Regions from separate parts of the Homo sapiens genome. Here all the other regions are linked to region 4. Evidence: chromatin contacts called from ENCODE Hi-C or POLR2A ChIA-PET data. All regions are on one chromosome and are shown on one strand. The core of a region is the stretch at or near the end of the contact, and the rest is flanking DNA. Distances in the headings are between cores, read along the strand shown. Region 1 has its middle 140 kb from the start of LINC01235. Region 2 holds the start of TTC39B (tetratricopeptide repeat domain 39B). Region 3 has its middle 180 kb from the start of LINC01235. Region 4 holds the start of NFIB (nuclear factor I B).

Evidence for each region. A loop is a pair of places that touch in the nucleus more often than their neighbours do. ChIA-PET counts read pairs that join two places held with the same protein, here RNA polymerase II (POLR2A). Pooled maps may share reads with other maps.
Region 1: a map of heart left ventricle shows a loop between it and region 4 (4-fold over the local background). The contact joins the enhancer-like site here to the promoter of NFIB in region 4. A Hi-C loop is called at or near these places in 5 of 168 maps with a recorded cell type or tissue (cardiac septum, endothelial cell of umbilical vein, heart left ventricle and 1 more) and 9 of 50 pooled maps.
Region 2: a map with no recorded cell type shows a loop between it and region 4 (5-fold over the local background). The contact joins the promoter of TTC39B here to the promoter of NFIB in region 4. A Hi-C loop is called at or near these places in 8 of 37 single-sample maps with no recorded cell type and 13 of 50 pooled maps. POLR2A ChIA-PET finds 5 or more read pairs at or near these places in 1 of 52 experiments (K562).
Region 3: a map of chondrocyte shows a loop between it and region 4 (1.8-fold over the local background). The contact joins the enhancer-like site here to the promoter of NFIB in region 4. A Hi-C loop is called at or near these places in 1 of 168 maps with a recorded cell type or tissue (chondrocyte) and 6 of 50 pooled maps. POLR2A ChIA-PET finds 5 or more read pairs at or near these places in 1 of 52 experiments (AG04450).

The regions. Positions count from the first base shown.
Region 1 is chr9:13,568,106-13,570,805 of GRCh38, forward strand. No RefSeq gene overlaps it. Among named protein-coding and RNA genes, the nearest start is that of LINC01235, 140 kb to the left of the region's middle. Within about 2 kb of position 1,291, at least 9 of the 41 ENCODE cell types and tissues checked have a DNase peak (open chromatin) inside an H3K27ac peak, as active enhancers do; they include endothelial cell of umbilical vein, heart left ventricle and heart right ventricle, where a contact is called at or near this core.
Region 2 is chr9:15,305,966-15,308,665 of GRCh38, forward strand. TTC39B (tetratricopeptide repeat domain 39B) reads right to left here and starts at 1,251. Exons shown (of 20, transcript NM_152574.3): 1 at 1,119-1,251. The coding sequence starts at 1,160. RefSeq lists enhancers at 1-452, 1,016-1,578 and silencers at 816-1,135, 1,166-1,505.
Region 3 is chr9:13,606,981-13,609,680 of GRCh38, forward strand. No RefSeq gene overlaps it. Among named protein-coding and RNA genes, the nearest start is that of LINC01235, 180 kb to the left of the region's middle. Within about 2 kb of position 1,356, at least 5 of the 41 ENCODE cell types and tissues checked have a DNase peak (open chromatin) inside an H3K27ac peak, as active enhancers do.
Region 4 is chr9:14,312,807-14,315,546 of GRCh38, forward strand. NFIB (nuclear factor I B) reads right to left here and starts at 1,335. Exons shown (of 11, transcript NM_001190737.2): 1 at 676-1,335. The coding sequence starts at 705. RefSeq lists a silencer at 744-1,038.

The sequences.
Region 1 (2,700 bases), core at 41-2,540, 740 kb before region 4:
TTTTTAAACTTTCTTCTGGGTTTTAAAAGTTCATTATAACCAAACTTACTACGGACAAAACAGTAATACTTTGTGGTAGAAGATATGAAGATTCACTATAAACTATTCCCAAGTGTAAGGCCATAGGAAAAAAAAAACCTAATTCTCACTACCATTCCCAACAGTCACCATACATATCCATGCTAAATTATAATTACAATTTTTGACCCCAAAGTTGTGGCATCCTAGTTTTAGTAGATTGAGCTCTTTCTGGTTTGTGCCGAGCATCTGGCTTGTAGATGAACTTTGTCATTTCTGTATTTTCTAAAAGCCTGTAAAAACAAACATGCTATTTCCCTCATTGCAGTAATGTCCATTAGAAAACACAAAGCAAACTGTATTTTCAACCAAGCACATGGATTGCCTGCAGTTTCCTCTCATTGGGGTTTGTTCTTCCTCCATCACAGTTGTGAGAAGGCTGTGTGTGATCAGTATTTTTGTCCTATCTCTATGAAAGATGACTTTCACATTCTCCAGTTTGGGCTGGTCACTGATGAAGTCACTGCTGGAAATGGCTCAGCCGTGCTGGGCAGCAGAGGGGGCAGATGTCTTTCTGTTTTATTCTTCATTTTTAATGTGCCCCGTGGCAAGCCTTAGTTCCTTCTCTCTGTTGGTCTTGAACCTTTACCTTTATTCTTCGCTTACTCCCATTGTTTTTTTTTCCTGCTGTCACTTACGGTGGGCTCGGGGAACAATGTTGCAGGAACATAGAGCTTTTGAGGGAAATGTAAATCGCCGGCGACACTGAGTCCCGTCTGTTTTCTCATCGGAAAGCAGCATTTCAGAGAGCTGAACTGGCGACACTGCTTGGCGAAGACACGCCGAGTTCAGGAATATTCCCTGTTCCCAGGCCCTGGTTGTGTCGAAGTGGGACTTTCTGAAGAGGGGGCACTCTGGGAGAGACGGGAGCAAAGGGGCACTTTCAGAAGCAGATGCTCCTGGCTTCGGAAGGAAAGCTGCTCTAATCGGAGTTCAGCCGTCTAGCAGACAATCCACAGCTTTGGAGAGAGACAAACAAAAAAGAGTCTCTTAGTCTAGTGCATAAATGTAAGAGGCTTGTCTTAAGTGTGTGTGCAGGACTCTAGCAGGGCTAAAAATGTTATGCAGAGTTTAAAGTGAGGCATTGTTTAGGTTTTAATGAAGGCAACCAATTTTTAACAACAGAAGTTCTGTTGCTGAATCCCCCTCCCCTTCGCCCTCAACATTCAGTTCCTCTGCCCCTGCACCTGCTTTCATTTTTGGCTTCTTGGCACTGATGTTCACAGAGACATCAGCTGGCAGTGGCAAACCGCTAAAAGCTCCCCTGCAATGCAGCTCTGCAAATGCCAGCCATTTATCCACTGGTGCATGCCAGCTTAACGTAAGGTCTCCCTTTCTCCCTCCAGCCCCAGCCCCCTCGGCCCCCCAGTTTTACTTCCAAATGACAGTAAATGATCCAAAGTGAGCAGTGGTTTGGCCCTTTGAGTATCCATTAAGTGTGGCCACATCTATTTGCTGCATCTATTTGCTGTGATTATAATATTTTGATCCAAAGAGTGTTGCAGAAAATTTAGATGACAATACTATTTCTTCTGTTCAATAAAGAGCTATTGGCCCACAGGCTCATTTCTCTCTCCCCAGCAGATGGTGGGATAGTTTCTTGAGGTCTCTTTGACTTGAAATAGCCTTTTTGTTTTTGTTGCTTATTGAGAGCCAGTTGCCCCAAATTTATTGAATAAAGACATCCACTTTTCAGTTTAAGCTAAGCTCCAATAGATAAATACTGACTTGGAATTGGGGACTGATGGACAAGCTGGAAAGGCAAAGGGGCTGTTGGAAGTTAAGTATTCAGCACAAGGCTTTGCAGTTTCAAAAACGATGCTTTTAAGTTCTCCATTCACCACAACAATTCTGGCTGTATACTGAGAGAGTGTGAGAAATCTGTGAGAAATTCGACATATATTTATTTTTCTTGGAAATTAGAGAATATCTTCACAGTGTACACTCTGAAGGGCTTTTGTTTTGTTTTGTTGTGTTTTTAATGATCTAAACCATCTGGGGAGTTGATAAAGGATGTGATTTTTACAAGCTGAGTTAGCAAAGCCTATTGCTAAATCCCAAACCTTTATCCAGCCTACAGATAAAACCAGGGTGGGAGAGCTTCCCTTCCAGCTCTGAAACACTATGATCCCACGTATGCCAAATGTTTTAGTATCTGGGTGGTAAGAAAAATAGAGAACTGACTAAGGGAGCCTGGCCCAAGGATCCAGAAATGGACATTACTTTTTCTTCTTCTTTTTTTTTTTAAGATTGGTGGAGATCACAAATTTCCAGAAAATGTGTCTGAAAAATAAGCCAGCATCATATTTTATCTGGGGCCTTTATGGTCTTTTTTTATCCAGGGACAGGAATTAGCACTTGCCAGTATTTCTTAGTCATCTACTTCTCAAATCTGGAGTCCAAAACCTGTCTTATAATACTAGACACAGCAGGTTCCCACGTAGAATTACAGAAGTGCTTTAATTGTACCAGTCGTCTTGCAATAACCATGATCTTATACAAGAATGTCTGTGTACTTGGAGTTTATGACAAATGTCCAGTTAGGCTTCTCAGGGTTCACAGTCAGCATTTGGGCCAGCCATGTGAATGAGATAGAAAAATCAGGAAATTCATTCCCAGAAA
Region 2 (2,700 bases), core at 1-2,500, 990 kb after region 4:
TGTCTCTCTGTCATGCAGAGGAGCTGTAGTTCAGTTTTTGTTTTTTGTTTATTTTACGGAGCACATTTAAAGTATAGTCTTCCTTGTCAGGAGATTCCTGGCACTAAAGAGATGGACGGGAAACTTAACCGCCTCCTCCAGATCGTCCACTATTGCATCATTTGAAACCAAAGCCTTCTAAAGGCAGCGACTCGCACAATTCAAGTCAGGTAAGATGGCAGGAACAGCAGCTGTGGGTGCTGGCTGCTGCTGGAGCCTCGGTCTCAACTTCAAGAGCAGGGAGAGCGCTGTCTCTGGAGTTGCCAGGTGCTGAAATGAATAGTCAATAAATCAACAGGTCCGGCGCGCTAGCCCCTGGGTGCTCAGGCCCGGGCGCGCCACGACTGAAGGAGTGGCTAATTACTCAAACACAGTTGAAACCAAAGGAGGCCGGAGTCGGTTCTCAAAGTGGTTTCCCTCCGGCCACCACCGACTCTGAGGACCTGCTAGGGGAAGTGTCCCGGCCCCGTGGAGGGAGAGGGAAGCACCACAGCCTGGGCTGCGGCTCTAGCCCTCCAGCCCCAGCCCCTGGCAGCCCTGCCCTGCTGTCGCGGCAGGTACCCCTCTACTCATTGTTCCTCAGGCTGCCCCCTCTTTTCATCAATCGTAAGCCTTTCGGTTCTGCCACCAGGAAACTTCCATAGAAGGTGAGATTCCCAGGTCGAGGGATGATTCCACGAACACCCAGAGAGCCAGTGCCAGGACTTCAGGGTCAGACTTCGTAAAGCCCAGGCGTCGCTGGGCCGGCCCGGAACAGCTCAGAGCTGCGGGTCCTATGGTCCCGCGCCCTCACGCCCATCCAAGTGCTGGCAGGACGTGGGTCCTCCATCCCCACGACTCGCGGGGCCGGCGCTCCGAACCTCGGCACTGCGTCCGCTCCGCGCGCCGCAGGGACCCTCCTAGCTCCAGCGGGGACAGACCTACCAAGGCCGGGCGCCCCCACCCGGCGCCCGCCAGCCCACCCCAGAGAGGGGACCAAGGGGGCGGGGCCTCGGCCGTCCTAGCCGGGCTCACTCTTCTCTCCCGGACTCCTGTCCAGGGCTTCAGGGGCCGGGCCCGCAATCCCCATCGGATCGTACCTCGTCCGCTTCCAGCTCCGCTCGGCTGCCTAAGAGCGCCATATTCCTCCTCTGGCTGCTGCCACCCAAAAACCAAGCAGGGAACTCAGAGCCGACTCCTGCTCTCGGCTCTGGGCTCAGCCCAGCGCAAAGGAGGGCAAAAGGGGACGGCCCGGCGCTCCCTCCGGGTCTCGGGCGGGGCCTGAGTGCAGCTACTCGATTTCCCCGCCCCCGGAGCCGGCAGGCCAGCACAGCATCCATTTCCTCCCCGGACGCCGCGCCGCTGGCCGGGCCACTTGCCCGGCCCCCAGCGGGCGGCAGCCCCGCCCAAGTGGGTGGAGTCACCTCCCAGATAAAGTTTCCCGGTCTGGCACGCCCTCTGGGAGGGTTTCCTAAGCTTTCCTGCCGCCTGTTCTCTGCGGTGGCTGGGCACACCTGGAAAGAAGCTAGAGAGCGCGGGCATGACGAAGCCAAGGTCAAAGCAGCGCCCCACCTGGGGTCCGTGGAAGCATCCACCTGGTCTTTGGTCCGGTGCCAGTCCTTTTCCCTCGCCAGGTGGCCACCGCATCTCGCAGATGGTGTGGCCTGAGGGCAGCCTTGGGTCACGGTCACTGGTCCCCGAGAGGCCTCTGACACACCACCCACCTGGACTGTAGGTGGAAGGACTCTGCTTGCTTCTGTGTTCAAAAAATAGAAAAAAACGCGGGACAGAGATTTATACATATTGGAACTCCTCTACTTCCCCCTACCCGGACAGTGTATTCTCCCCATAGCATCCTGTATTTTGTAACTCCAAACATAGGTGTATAATTCGTGCTTGAACTATAAACTCCATGGGGGTAGGATGCTATCTGTCCTCTTCAAGACTGTATCCCCAACACCCAGAACAGTGTCTTGCACATCGTAGGTGCTCAACAGATATTTGTTGGCTGAGTTTAGAAACTGAACCTTGCTTCTGACATGTAAAATAACTGGAAAATTAAAAGCTAGATCTTTAAGAGTTTGGGGGAGAGAGGTCAGATTTACTTTACATACAGAAAAATGCACCAAGTTAAATGTGTGATTCAGTGACAAGTGTTTACAAAGCATCCCAGTCATAATATAGAACATCCTGAAAAGTTTTCTGTGACCCTTTGCTGTCAATTTCCTACCTCCGCTCCCTAGCCTCTGTCAATCACTGATCTGCTATCAACATCGATTTGCCTTCTCTAGAATTTCATATAAATTTAATTAGAGCATGTGGTCTTCCATGTCTGGCTCATGAAAGGCTATTTAATAGTCATCCAGTGATAACTGTAAAAACAGCTAATAGTTCTTGAGTCCTTACTATGTGCCAGGACTCTACTGAACCTCTTGCATATAGTATTTCATTTATTCTTCATAACCCCATAAAGTAGGGTGCTGTTCTCTTTCAGATGAGTAAACTGAGGCTCAGAGAGTTCAAGTAATATGCCTGAGGCCAGACAGCAGTTAAGTAAGTAGGGATGCCAGCATCTGAACCCCAGCAGTCTAACTCTAGGGCCTAGCTGATAACCATTGCTTTGTACTGTACTGGCTCTAGCCACCCTCCCTCTCTTTCTTTCTGTGTCAGTAGAGCAGTTGT
Region 3 (2,700 bases), core at 106-2,605, 710 kb before region 4:
AAAATAAAGTGATAGCATAGTGTAACTTTCTTTATTGGAATGAGGGAAAACCCACTAAAATATAAAGCTACTTCAAGCAGAAGAGTATTTTCATCTTATTGCTTTCTTAGTGACCACACCCATCTCATTTTCTTACCTGGCTCAGTACCAGGCCCAGAGGGAGAGGTTTTAAATTTTTATTTTTTTTAATTGAAAACGGATGCTGCACCTTGTTTTTCAAGCCTGCATTTTTCATCAGAAAGAAAAAAAAAAGAACACCTCGCCAAGTATTAGTTTGTTACCTATGCAACCACATAAAACCTAGGAATCAAAACTTGGCATTCAGCTTTATAGACAGTCACACTGGAAAAATCAAGAAAGTCCCAAATAAGTTTGTTGTCTTCCCAGGACATCTCATTTCAAATTGTGTGTCTGATTCTCTCATCCATCTTCTCTACAGAGTTTCTTTTGGCGTTATATTTCCTGTATTGTCAGAAACGAAGCTACATTTAAAAGGTTAAATCAAATAAACCCAGCTACAAAAGGGTTTATAAAATAATCATAGTTGTGAACAGCAAGGAAAGAGGACAACCACTAAAACCATAAAGGGAATCCTTCATGGATGGCCGTGCTTTAAAGTTCACATGAGCTATGTAACATTAGATGCTTTTAAAATTCAGAGGACAAAGTACAGGCATGTTTGTGCATTTCTCTTTCATTTGACAAGTTTTTTTTAGTTAGGTCTGGACCAGATACTCTCTGCTGCTTGCACATGTGTAATTGAGGAGTTTGCTTTGGTAATGTTTTCCACTTTCAAACTTGTGTACTATCAAGAGGTAAGAACAATCCCACCTCCTTCTAAACCCCAAAGTGACACCAAATTCCGGCTTGATCTCCTCAGTGTCAGAACCAGCATCCATTTGAAATATTGTCCAAGCAACTTACTGGTATCTTGGGAAGCTGTTAATCACAGACTGCCCTGCCTTCTGTGAAACTGACAGCATTTGGAAGGCTGCTGGGCACACTAAATTTAAAAGTAAATGTTTGGCAGCTTCAGCCGTCCTCAAGTTTGGCAAGGAGAGTATAATCAACAAAGGGGCATTACTTTTAATTGTATTTAAAAATATAAGTCCCTGCAGTATCCAGAGCTGTGTGCTCTGAGAGGCCCTTGTGCTGTTTGCCCCTTTGCACCAGGGGGGATGCAGTTTATACAAGCAGGCTTTGTTTTAATTAGTGCAGCAAGCAGCCTCCCTCCCCACCTCCTCCTTTCAATGCTTCCAGTTTACAATTGTCCATAACCCCCTCAGCTAAAAATTGTTACCAAGAAAAATTCCACAGAAACCAAAAGAAAAGGGCCAGCAGAGACTGTGCTTTTAAAGAGCTTTTCCAGACTGACTCGGCAGAGCTGTCTGCAGGGAGTGAGTCGCTGAGCTATTATTACTCCAATGGGTTTCAGCTCCGGGGATGTCCCCCAAGGTTAACAAGATAGTTCCGTTAAAAATAACATTAAATTCTTCTCCCTACCCCTTCCCCCAAAAGGGGAAAAACAACAACATGCCCACCTTTTAATAACATTAAGGATCTGGTTTAAAGTGACAAAAGCCAGAAAATTCTAATTTAAGGGGGTTAGAATTCTATCTCCAAGCCACGTCTTTGAGGACGAATAAAATCCAGACTTAATGAGGTGAGTTAAGGATAAAGTGCCAGCTTTAACCCAGCATTACAGAGCTTTTGTGCCTCCTGAGGCAGGCTCTTCTGAATGTTGAAGCAGTAGATAGCAAAAATTAGTGTTTAAAAGAGAAACAACTTAAGGTGGGATGAGAAGCACATTGTATGAAATCGTAGTCTTGGACAAACGTTGTTTTACGTTTAGCAAAGAAAAGCACTTGGTTCTTGCGCGCTGATCAAAACCTTTGTCATCTGATTAGTTGTGCGAAGGATTTTTTTGTGCTGCATCTTTTTCCTTTTGATTTTCAACATTGCACACACCCACAAATTCAAGTCTTCATTTTCATTGAAATCATGTTGAACAATCACTCCTTTTATTCTTTAATTAAAAAAAGAGATGCTCAGGAGGGAAGATTTTGTAAAGTATTTGAAATTCATGCTTTGTTGGACCACTGGATTATAAAAGCTGTGAAGGTGTCATTAGAGACTTCGCATAATCAGTGACTGGGTATAGATCAATATCACTCACTCATTTCCAGGACAGAGACTGGTTTGCGACCTGTGTTCACAGTTTCCTTCAAGGTATACAACCATGTGGAGAAAGGACTTCTCAAATTAGGATTTTAAACTGAAGTATTTTCAGGTTAAAATGTTTACAGTCTTAAACTACTTTGATTCCATTATATTTGTGCATATTTTTAAAATATAAAATTTAAGCGTTTTTGAGAAGAAATACTATGTACTCGTGTGATATCAAATAAGCCTCATTTATTCACTTGGAAAATGAATATAATTTTTAGGCAATTATCAGTGTAATTTTTTTCTCCCTATTAAAAAAGAAAATTTCTGTTTCTTGTTTGCCTCTTTCTAACTTGTTTGTTGTAAACATCTCAAACTGACCTTTTAAACTCTAATTTTATGCTGAAATGAATATTTCCATTACTCCCAACACTGATATATCCATGGAGCTAAAGGAAAAAAGCCCATTTCCTACATATTAGTTAGAGAAAATTAAAAAAAAAATCTATTTCTATCAGTGGGTGAGGGGACATC
Region 4 (2,740 bases), core at 85-2,584:
AAAAACTCCTTAACAATCACCAAGACCAACTAACTCGTGTCAACGTAAATACTGCCTTTGTGGTGCGGTCACTAGAAACCCCAAAGTGCAGCAGGTCACTATGGACCAGGGTTTCAGATCCCCAAATAAAGCAAAGGAATGGGTCCCCGGACCACAACCTCCGACTCGATTCGTCGCCCGCCCACCGCCTGCAGCGCAGTCCAGCGGCGCCCACACAGACTCGTGCTACAGTCCCCTCGCCCAAGTTCACTGGCTGTTTTTAAAAGCTTAGTCCCCCGTAAAGTCCTCCAAAGCCCGAGTCCACCTCAACGCGCGAGCTGCTGAGAGGGGCTACGGGCACCCCGGGCGGGGATGCCGCACCACAACGGGCACTTGAGGGGCCGCACGGGGCCTCGCACTTACAGGTCCCGGCCCTGCCCACCCCCCGGCGGCCTTGCCCGGCCCAGCGCCCGCGCTCCGTGCCCAGGGCGCGGGGCTGGGCGCTCGCAGTGGCCGTGGCGAGGGGCCGCTCCCGGCTCCCACGCCGCCCCGCGACGCCCGCTGCAACTCCGGGCCACTTCTCCAAGGGACGGGGATGTGCGGAGGTTAACTCAAGCCGCTAATTGTCCGCAACAAAACAAAACAAAGGCATTTCGGGCCAGAGAGAAAGCTCGAGAAAGCGACCGAGACATGTACCTGAGTGAGACAGATGGGAGAATACATCATGACTTCGCCTTAAAACGCACTTTCCGGGAGATGCCCAAGAAAATCTTCGAGAAGCAAGAATTTCATCTATTCATTTTACAGTCATCTGAGCCCCGCGATGCGATCAATCAGGACGGGGCTCTGCGCTGGATCACCGCAACTTCACAACAAACCCAGTCCTCCTTAAATAGCCAAAGATTCAAGTTCACTCGGCGTGCTAGATTTCCAGGGGTGAAATCCAATCTACACTTTTAACCCTCTTGCAGTCCGAGCGCGCTGGCCGTGCTTGCCGAGGCCGCCGCCGCCGCCGGTGTTGGCTGCTTTTCGCCTGGGTTTGGGGATTTGTTTTCTATTTTGCAGTTGTTGTTGTTGTTGGGGTGTAGGGGGTGCGCGAAGGTTCGGTGTGGGTTGGATTGGGGTGGTGGTTGGTGGTAAAATGCTTTTTCAAAAAAGGCGGGGAGGGGGGCGCGGGAGGGCGCAGGAGGGCGAGCGGGCGGGCGGGAGGGAGAGCGGGGAGAATGTGTCACCGCGCTGGGAAAGTTCAAGGTTACAGCCCCAAGCACTGCGGCAGGATCCCGGAGTGGTGATCGCAGGCGAAACTTTGCCGCGAGCCGACCATGTGTGTGCGCGAGGGGCAGCGTGAGCGAGTGCGCGCGGGTGGCGGGGCGCGCGCGGGAGAGGGCCGGGGTGGGGGCGGGGTGGGATGGGGGAGAAGGGAGAGGCCGGGGTGAGGGAGGGGGCGCGAGCGCTGATCTCTGGGGCGGAAGAGGCTCGCGGCGCGTGGTCCCCGGCAGCAGCAGCCGCCGCCGCCCGCGCCGGGTCTTCGGCGCCCGGCCGCCCGCCCGCCCGCCTCGCCCCGCGTCTGACCCGGCCGAGCGTGGAGGCTGCTGTTGCCGCCGCTGCCCAGAGCCCAGGGGTATCAAAACGATCTCCTGAAAAATTCCAAACGATAAATCCCGCTCTCCCGCTCGGCTCCAAACTCCTCTCTTTTCTGCTCTAGGCTCTTTTTTTTCCCTCCCTCTCTTGCTTTCTTTCGTTGCAAAACTTGGAAGTTGAAAAATTCACCGGTTCCACCCTCTGGACCCCGCTCGAGCTCTCTCCAAATCAGACTTAAGGATTGTTTTATTATTTAATTACACAATCATCGCTTTACTCCTCCTCCTGCAAACGCGCATTCCTTTTGCACCAGCCTCTCCACACCCCCCGCCCCCCCACCTTCCTCCTCCTCCTCCTTCTCCTTCTCTCCCCCCACCTCTCCCTCATTTGTTAAAGGTATCCTACCGGTGCTACAGAACCATGACTTTTTTTTTTTTTCCAAAATAGCTCTTCTTTCCGCTGCCCTCCCCACACCAGCACACACATACACACCCCCGAAAACCCGCCCTGGAAGAGGTATTTCGGTGCTCGCTGCGGACTCTTTTAAGCCGCGGGAACATCCGAGTGGGAGAAGCACCGAAACCGTCTGAGCCCGAGAAAGGAACGAGTGGAAAATTCCCTCACACCCAGGCCGCCCCCAGGCCGGGGCTGGGGCGCGGACACTCGCACCCGGGGCGGGCTCAGTCCGCGGAGCCTGCGGCTGCCGGGAAAAGGGGGAGGCCGAGCAGGCGGGGACCTGAGCGAACTTGGGCTCAAGTAGTTGGGGCGCGCCGGCGTGGACCAGGGGGGTGCGGCGCCCAGCCCCCGACGGCCCCGCCCGGAGCCCGGGTTCGCGGATAGGGAGGGGGTGCGGGTTCGTCCCGGGTCTGCCCACCAGGGGCCCGCACCCGAGGCAGTCGCGGCGCGCGGCGCTTCGCCGCGGTTTGCCGCCCTCCCCGGGGGTGCCCCGTGCACGTGGCCTCGCTCTGAGCGGGAGGACCGGGCCGAGCCGCCGCCGCCGCCTCTTGCTCCCTCCACCTCCTCCCCGCGCCCGGCTTCGCTCTCCTCCTCCTCCTCCTGCAGCCCCGCTGGCTGGCTCCCAATCCCCACCCCCCGGGGCCCGGGGCGCCGGCGGAAAGCGTCTCCCTACCCGCCCGGGTGCAGGCGGGGCGGGGCCGCGGCGCGCCCGGGGCTGCGGGGC